Regions from separate parts of the Homo sapiens genome. Here all the other regions are linked to region 1. A link is a loop called in an ENCODE intact Hi-C map of the cell type or tissue named here. Cell type or tissue: dorsolateral prefrontal cortex. All regions are shown on one strand.

Region 1 (2,500 bases):
TAACCAATTAAAAAGTGGGCAAAATACATGAACAGACATTTTTCAAAAGAAAGCACATAAGTGGCCAACATAAACATAGGAAAAATTTTATCCCATTCTGTAGGTTACCTGTTCACTCTGACGATAGTTTCTTTTGTTGTGCAGAAGCTCTTTAGTTTAATTAGATCCAATTTGTAAATTCTGGCTTTTGTTGCTATTGCTTTTGGTGTTTTAGTCATGAAGTCTTTGCCCATGCCTATGTCTTGAATGGGATGAACGCTTTTACACTGTTATCGGGAGTGTAAATTAATTCAACCATTGTGGAAGACAGTGTGGTGATTCCTCAAGTATCTAGAACCAGAAATAACATTTGACCCAGCAATTCCATTACTGGGTATATACTCAAAGGATTATAAATCATTCTACTATAAAGACACATGCACATGTATGTTTATTGCAACACTATTTACAATAGCAAAGACTTGGAACCAAGCCAAATGTCCATCAATGATAGACTGGATAAAGAAAATGTGGCACATACACACCATGCAATACTATGCAGCCATAAAAAAGGATGAGTCCATGTCCTTTGCAGGGACATGGATGAAACTGGAAACCATCATTCTCAGCAAACTAACACAGGAGCAGAAAACCAAACACCACATGTTCTCCCTCATAAGTGGGAGTTGAACAGTGAGAACACATGAAAACAGGGAGGGAAACATCACACACTGGAGCCTGTCGGGGTGGGGGAAGAGGAGGGAGAGCATTAGGACAAATACCTAATGCATGAGGGGCTTAAAACCTAGATGATGGGTTGATGGGTGCAGCAAACCACCATGGCACATGTATACCTGTGTAACAAACCTGCACATTCTGCACATGTATCCCAGAACTTAAAGTAAAATTAAAAAAGGAAAACATGCTCAACATCACTAATCATCAGAGAAGAGCAAATGAAAACAACGAGGTACCATCTTATGCCAGTCAGAATGTCTATTAAAAAGTCAGCACAGCTGTTATCTTCATTTTATAGATAAAGAAACTGAGTCTGAAACAGGTTAAGTGCATTGCCTAAGATGACATAGGAAGGATTTAGAGAGGTAAAGATGTGAAACCAGAAAGTCTGGCTCTACAGTTCTGCATTATTGTTATACTATGTTGTCCCTGGCCCGGAGCCCCAACCCCTAAGGCAAGGATTCACCAAATTCTTTGATGAAAGCTATGGACCTTCTCTCCCTACAAGTGCAGAGAAATTTACGTTTTTATTTTTATATACTATTTCAAGGAATTCACTTCCTGACCTTCACCACTGCTACAAACCCTTGTGTATTTCCGGTAGGAATCTCAGATGAAAACTCCTAGCTTTAAAGTTTAAATTCCACCATTCTTAAACTCTGACTCGGCCTCAAACCCTATCAAACCCTATCATTTAACAACCCAGCTCTAGAAAAAGTAGGGCGTGGTTGCGGCACTCATACTGCCCTCTATCGCCGCCTACTGGAATGTCCCTGGTAATGACAACAACATCGCCACACCTGTGGCTTAGAGACCTCTTCGCACTTTCAGGGCGTTTTCACAATAAGGTGCCATCATAGCTCAGGGGTATGAAGCCCCAACTACAGAGGGTGGGGAGTGGAGTCCGGCCTTAAGTCTGTGCCGCCAGTCGTTCCAGCAGAGTCCTTTCCGTCATGCTCTGCTGCACGACGTGTACGGGCGACACCGCCATTTTAGTTTTTTATCAGACTGTCTGCGTCACCAGGAACTATGGCCGCAGCCTTTGGAATTCAGCAGAGGTCGCTGGAGTACATCTTTTTCCTCCCTGACTGTGGTCCTAGGGAAATAATCATGAGCCGCATAAGGACGTTTGGATCAATGATGTCAATGATGGACCACATATATGATGATAGTCCCATAAGATTACCATGGAACTGGAGCTGAAAAATTTCTATAATCTAATTATATCTTTTTTTGTTTGTTTTTAAGAAAGAGTTTTGTTCTTGTCCCCCAGATTGGAGTGCAATGGCACGATCTCGGCTCACTGCAACCTCTGCCTCCCAGGTTCAAGCAATTCTCCTGCCTTAGCCTCCTGTGTAGCTGGGATTACAGGCGCCCGCTACCACGTCTGGCTAATTTTTTTGTGTGTATCTTTAGTAGAGATGGTTTTTCACCATGTTGGCCAGGCTGGTCTCGAACTCTTGACCTCAGGTGATTCGCCTGCCTCGGCCTCCCAAAGTGCTGGGATTACAGGCATGAGCCACCGCGTCTGGCTGCCTAATGATATCTTGATGATCCTGATCCAGTGTAGGGCTAGGCTAATGTGCATATTTCTGTCTCGGTTTTTAACAAAAAAGTTAAAAAGTGAAAAAAAAAAAAAGGAAAGAAAAATGAAAGAAAGAAAAAGATAATTTAAGAAATAGAAAAAAAGCTTATAAAAATAAGGATATAAAGAAAAAATTGTGTACAGCTATACAATATGCTTCCCTTTTAAGCTAAGTGTTCATTACAAATGAATCAAAAA
Region 2 (2,500 bases), 130 kb after region 1:
GAGGACTTGTAAGAGGCTGAATGAAGAACTAGGGTCCAATCTATGCCTATACCACTATCCATTTATCTAATCGTCTATCTTTTTTGTCTACCATCTATTTACTTACTTCCTATTTTAAAATTATTGACATATTTTTTAAATCATGAAAGTTTTCAAACATGTAGAAATATTTTTAAGTGCAGAAAAATATAAAATTAAAATGCAATCACCCAGCATCTATCCAAAGTTAATAAATCATAGCATTTTGCATATTTGCTTCAGATGTTTTAAAAGAATAAAGATTCCACAGATATAATGGAATTCTCTTCTAGATTCTCTCAGAGTCCTATTACCTCCCTACCTCCTCAGATACAACCACTATCCTGAAATTGTATGTATTCTGTTGGTAGGCTATGCTAAAGTAACAAACAAACTGCAAAATCTCAGTGACTTTATACAATAAAAGTTTATTTTTTTTTTACTATGCAAAGGCCTTCCTACATCATTTGACTGTGCATTCTAGACCATATGTCTTCCAGGTCAATGACACAGGGGAAGAGATGGAGGAGACATACTGGTTCTTAACTGCCTCAGTCTGGAAGTGACACATGTTATTTCAACTCACAGTTCATTGGCCAGAAGTACTCTGATGGCCTTACTGCAAGGGTGTAAGGGAAATACATGGGAGTATGTGGATAACTGGTGAGCACTATACCTCTGCCATACTCTCCACTAATGTTTTAATACTTGGGTTCTTTTGTGATATGTGTGCATATTCATAACCAATATATGCTATTGTTATGTATTGTATAATGTTTTATAGAAATGATATCAAGCTATATGTTCTGTTTCTCCAACTTCCTTTTTCCCCCTCTAGATTATTTATATTGATCCATAAAGGCCTTTAAGTGCTGTATAATAATGTAAGATTTTAGGATTATATCATGATTTGTTTATCTTGTGCTCTACTGATGAATTTTTTAGCTTGTTTCCATTGATCTGGATTATATAATTAGATGTGGCACAGAAAGATCACAGGATATGTGCATCTTCGATTAATTGTACTAATTTCTACATACCAGCACTATATACAAATTATTTTGCCTTGTTCTTTATAATTTTGCCTGCTCTAGAAAGAAGTAAAACCAGCATAGCCACCCTAATTGGGGAAGGCCCTAGGGAGAAGGGTGACAGCCTGAGGAAGTCCAGGTCCAGGGTCAGGGTGACTGTTTACTGCCCATGCTAACTGACCTCCCCCATTTTTTTGTCTCACAGGTGCCTTCCAGTTGAGCTTAGTGGAGGCAGATACACCCACAGTGCCCCCTCAGGAGGCCACACTTGTTGCACTGGTGAGCAGCCTGCTAGTGGTGTTTACCCTGGCCTTCCTGGGGCTCTTCTTCCTCTACTGCAAGCAGTTCTTCAACAGACATTGCCAGCGTGGTAAGGGTGGCTGTTTCATGTTTCACATGAATCAGGAACAAGGCTCTTATTGGCAGAAGAGAGGGATGTTCTGGGGTTGAGAGACAATGGGCCTTTTCTACCATGCTTGAAAACCCCATGAATAGTCTTCTGTTGGCCTGGGGAACTATCTGGGGCTGCAATGGAAAGCATGGGACTTAAGAGATTACTGAAGCCAACCCTGAGAGTTTAGAAGACCTGGTTCATTATGTTTCAGGGGATTTTAAAGGAATGTGGCACGGTGGGAAACCCCTCAGGAAAGGAATCGGGAGACCTAGGTTCTATGTCTACCTCTAAATCACCGTGTAACCTTAGACAAGTCATCTAGCCTCTTCAGACCTCTTTCTTCCTAATCTTTAAGATAAGAGATAGGATTGGATTTGTTGATTTCTGGGTTCTTTTCCAATTCTTTATATCTATACTAGTAGGTATAAATTCTAGAGCATGTCATGAATTGAGGAAGGCTTGGCTATATCTGAGATACGACTGTAATAAAAGTGGTTGAGGTCTAAGGCCACTGCTATCAGTATAATAACTTCACAAATGGGGATAACTGAAAGCCCTATGTCCAGAGTAGTTGGCAAACCTGGACTTTCTCCCTCAGATAATACTGATGTCAAGAGGTCTAGCCCAGTCCATATCAGACAGCCATGCAAAATTCCAGATGGAAAATCATATTTAAAGTCACAGTAACATTGTGATCTCTATTAAGCACAACTTCAGCTACTAGACAAGAATGTGGGACAGAAAAGCCAGCTCACTGAGGACAAAGATGGGGGAGGTGGGAATGTGGCTGATCAGGACCAGGCAAAGAGTTAGAACTCCAGCCAAGAGTACCAAGGTTCAGTGCAGCTTCATTGCCATTAAGGGAACTGAGAGTTAGGCAGGGACACTGAAACAGGAACTCAGATCAGAGAATGAAGTTGATTTATAAGGGGGAAGATAAAGTTTACTAGATAAAAGAGTGCTCAGGACTCCTTTTCAGCCCACTGGATACTGTGTGCAAAGCTGCAGTATTTGTGTGGGAAGATCCTGCTAATGTAAATTTGCCTTGGGTCAGTTT
Region 3 (2,500 bases), 1.1 Mb after region 1:
CTCCTGCCACCTCAGACTACTCCCTATTCCGCCAAAACAGCATAATGTACCCATCCCTCATTTTTCCTTAAGCCATTCCTTCTGCCCAGAATGCCTGCCTTTCCCTCCCCCTCCTGCTCTCCCTTTCTCCAAACCCCTCCCCCACCACACACAGACATCTGTTCATCTTTCAAAGCCCAGTTAAAATGGCTCCTCCTCTGTGAGACCTTTCTTATCTGGTCAGAATATATCCCTCCTTCCTCCCTGTCACCTCCAGCAGTTTATAGTTCTATTTAGCACAGACTCCATTCTTCCTTGTGCACTGGTTATTTGTTTACTCATCTATTCCCCACTGGCTGGTAAACACTTTGAGGTTTACTCATCTTGGTGTCCCACCCACCATTCACTTCTCTCCCACCCACCACCGCAGCCTTGCCTCTATCACACAGTGCCTGGCATCTAGTTTGTGATCAATGTTTACTAAGCAAATGAATGGCTCCTTATCTTTTCCCTAGCGCCATGGAAAGCTCAAGAAAAATCCTGGCCCATGTGTTGTAGAGGATCCCTGCTTCCATGACCACCCCCTTCTCACCCTCACCCCCAAACCCATGCCTTGGCCCTTGTGCGCTTTTATTTTTTTTTTTTTACCCACCCTGTGTGTGACCCAAAGGCCCAAAATTGCATCGCTTGGATGTTCATTGGGAATTCACTCACATAGTTGCAAAATTATGAAGCTGGAAGGGATTTCAGGGACCCCCCCACCATCTGTCTCCTATTTCACAAAATGAGGAACTGAGGCGCCTAGAGGTCAAGAGATTTGCCCAAGTACCCTCAACATATTAGGAGCCTAGTCAGAACTAGATCCCTGAAAAGTTTTCGAGTTTTGATATTTGGTTTGCTTTGCGTGTAGCCACCGCCCACTAACCTTGCACAGAAAAATGGGTAAATGGCGCCACATAGTGGCTAAGAGGCTTAGCGTCACCTAATGGTCCTGTTCCTTAAAAGTGTAATTCCCAACCACATCCTGCTTTGCCTTTGTCTCCGAAAGAGGAGGATACAGGGAGGTCACCTTCCAGGAATATCCCGCAGAATATTCAAGTAGCCCCAGCTGCTCCAGGCAGGAAACAAGAGACAACCGTTTTCTTCAGTGTCTGCACCAGAAAGAGAGGGATTGGGGACAGCAGGCAGCTTGAAAGCCAGAGAGTCAGGCTTCCTAAAGGGGCTTGGAAGAGGCGTCTCAGACCTTCTGTAGCTGAACCAGCTCCGAAGCTGCCTCCTGGGCCTGTGTTGCTGGGCTGGCTGCTTTACTGAATGGTTCTTTGCCACATTTGGCCTGCCAGGAACTGGCTTCACAGCCTGACACAGGCCCTTCTACCCAAAATATGCAGGTCTGAAAACTCAGCGTCCAGAGCTGAGAGGTAAATACCCCTAGATTCTTTCAATAGAAATTTTAAACAAGCTATCTTGGAGGTTCGGAAGCTGGGCTTTTCCCTCTTCGCACATAGAATTGCACTCTAGTTGATGCGACCCACCACCCCCCGCCCCGCCCCACCCCATGAAGCCTTCCTCATCCAGCTCTTAGCAAGAATCTTCTACATTGTAGGTCAAAGGAAAAGGGACATTTAGACTCAGGCAGAAGAGGGAAAGGGGGACATATTTGGTGTCATATGCCAAGATCTGACAGCATGCCTCATCTGGGAATGGAGATTCTTGGAAGTTCAGGAGAAAACAAGAAGCTCCCTAGGGCTGAACCTAGGGCAGGGCCACCTGCTTGGCCCTGCCAATGAGCCGTCATCCTTGACCCCCGTTTGGCCTCTGGCTTGAAGCCTGGATGGAAGGAAAATGGGGGAGGATTTGGGCCCCCAGGAAAATGAGGCTTGGCCCTTGCTGGCTCTGGGAATAAAATTGGGGGCTGATGACTGAAAATCAGGCAGAGGCTCAACAACAAATCAAGCAAGAGTCCTGGGGTAAATGAATCTTCATTATTCTCCCATCTGGGCCGTGAGTTCTAGGAATTTGTCCAAAGGATGAGGCCCTGAGTGAGCTGGCTGCTGGCAGGCTGGTTGTGGTGCTTAGAAAATTGGGTGAGGGGAGGAAAGGATAATAAGTGAAGGGAAAATGGAGACCAGTGGGGGTAATAGGAGCTTAGGCAGGGGTCAAAGCATATTTTGTGGGCTGAGATGGAATTTATGCAGCCCAATGATGTTTAAATGAAGTGATCTTAGAAATCAATTTCCTGGTTGGCTTGGAACTCCTAGGAGTAAAGCAAGACAACTTTCCATACATGAAGGGCTCAGACCACAAGTTTCTCTTCCATCCATTCCCCTCTTCAGACCTGGAGCATACAATGCCATTGTCTCCTGGAGTTGTCCCCTCACCCCAAAGGGATGCTGATTCTGGAGCTCGGATGATTCTAATACTTGTTATCTAACCTCTTTACATCCATGGAGTATTCCATATACTTCAGCTACTTTTCAACATCTAACAATTAGAATGCCAGGGCAATCTGGCCATAATAGGT

What was found. Hi-C counts contacts between places; a loop is a spot of excess contacts. Peaks named below come from ENCODE experiments on the same cell type or tissue, not always from the same donor. Only the 100,000 strongest peaks of a DNase experiment are listed, where the experiment ranks them.
Region 2: it touches region 1 in a loop (5-fold over the local background); 3 of 110 quality-filtered maps call a loop at or near these places.
Region 3: a loop joins it to region 1, with 7 times the contacts of the local background. A loop is called at or near these places in 38 of 110 quality-filtered maps.

The regions. Positions count from the first base shown.
Region 1 is chrX:66,728,165-66,730,664 of GRCh38, reverse strand. No RefSeq gene overlaps it. Among named protein-coding and RNA genes, the nearest start is that of EDA2R, 90 kb to the right of the region's middle. In dorsolateral prefrontal cortex, a CTCF peak has its summit at 1,513; a DNase peak (open chromatin) is centred at 1,634; H3K4me3 peaks cover 828 bases; H3K27ac peaks cover 469 bases.
Region 2 is chrX:66,601,552-66,604,051 of GRCh38, reverse strand. EDA2R (ectodysplasin A2 receptor) reads left to right here. Exons shown (of 7, transcript NM_021783.5): 5 at 1,255-1,419. Among named protein-coding and RNA genes, the nearest start is that of EDA2R, 36 kb to the left of the region's middle. RefSeq lists a silencer at 2,285-2,384. In dorsolateral prefrontal cortex, no CTCF peak of the experiment used is centred here; a DNase peak (open chromatin) is centred at 1,401; H3K27ac peaks cover 939 bases; H3K27me3 peaks cover 2,266 bases.
Region 3 is chrX:65,580,555-65,583,054 of GRCh38, reverse strand. No RefSeq gene overlaps it. Among named protein-coding and RNA genes, the nearest start is that of LAS1L, 47 kb to the right of the region's middle. In dorsolateral prefrontal cortex, CTCF peaks have their summits at 731 and 939 (motif pointing left); a DNase peak (open chromatin) is centred at 924; H3K4me3 peaks cover 337 bases; H3K27me3 peaks cover 2,500 bases.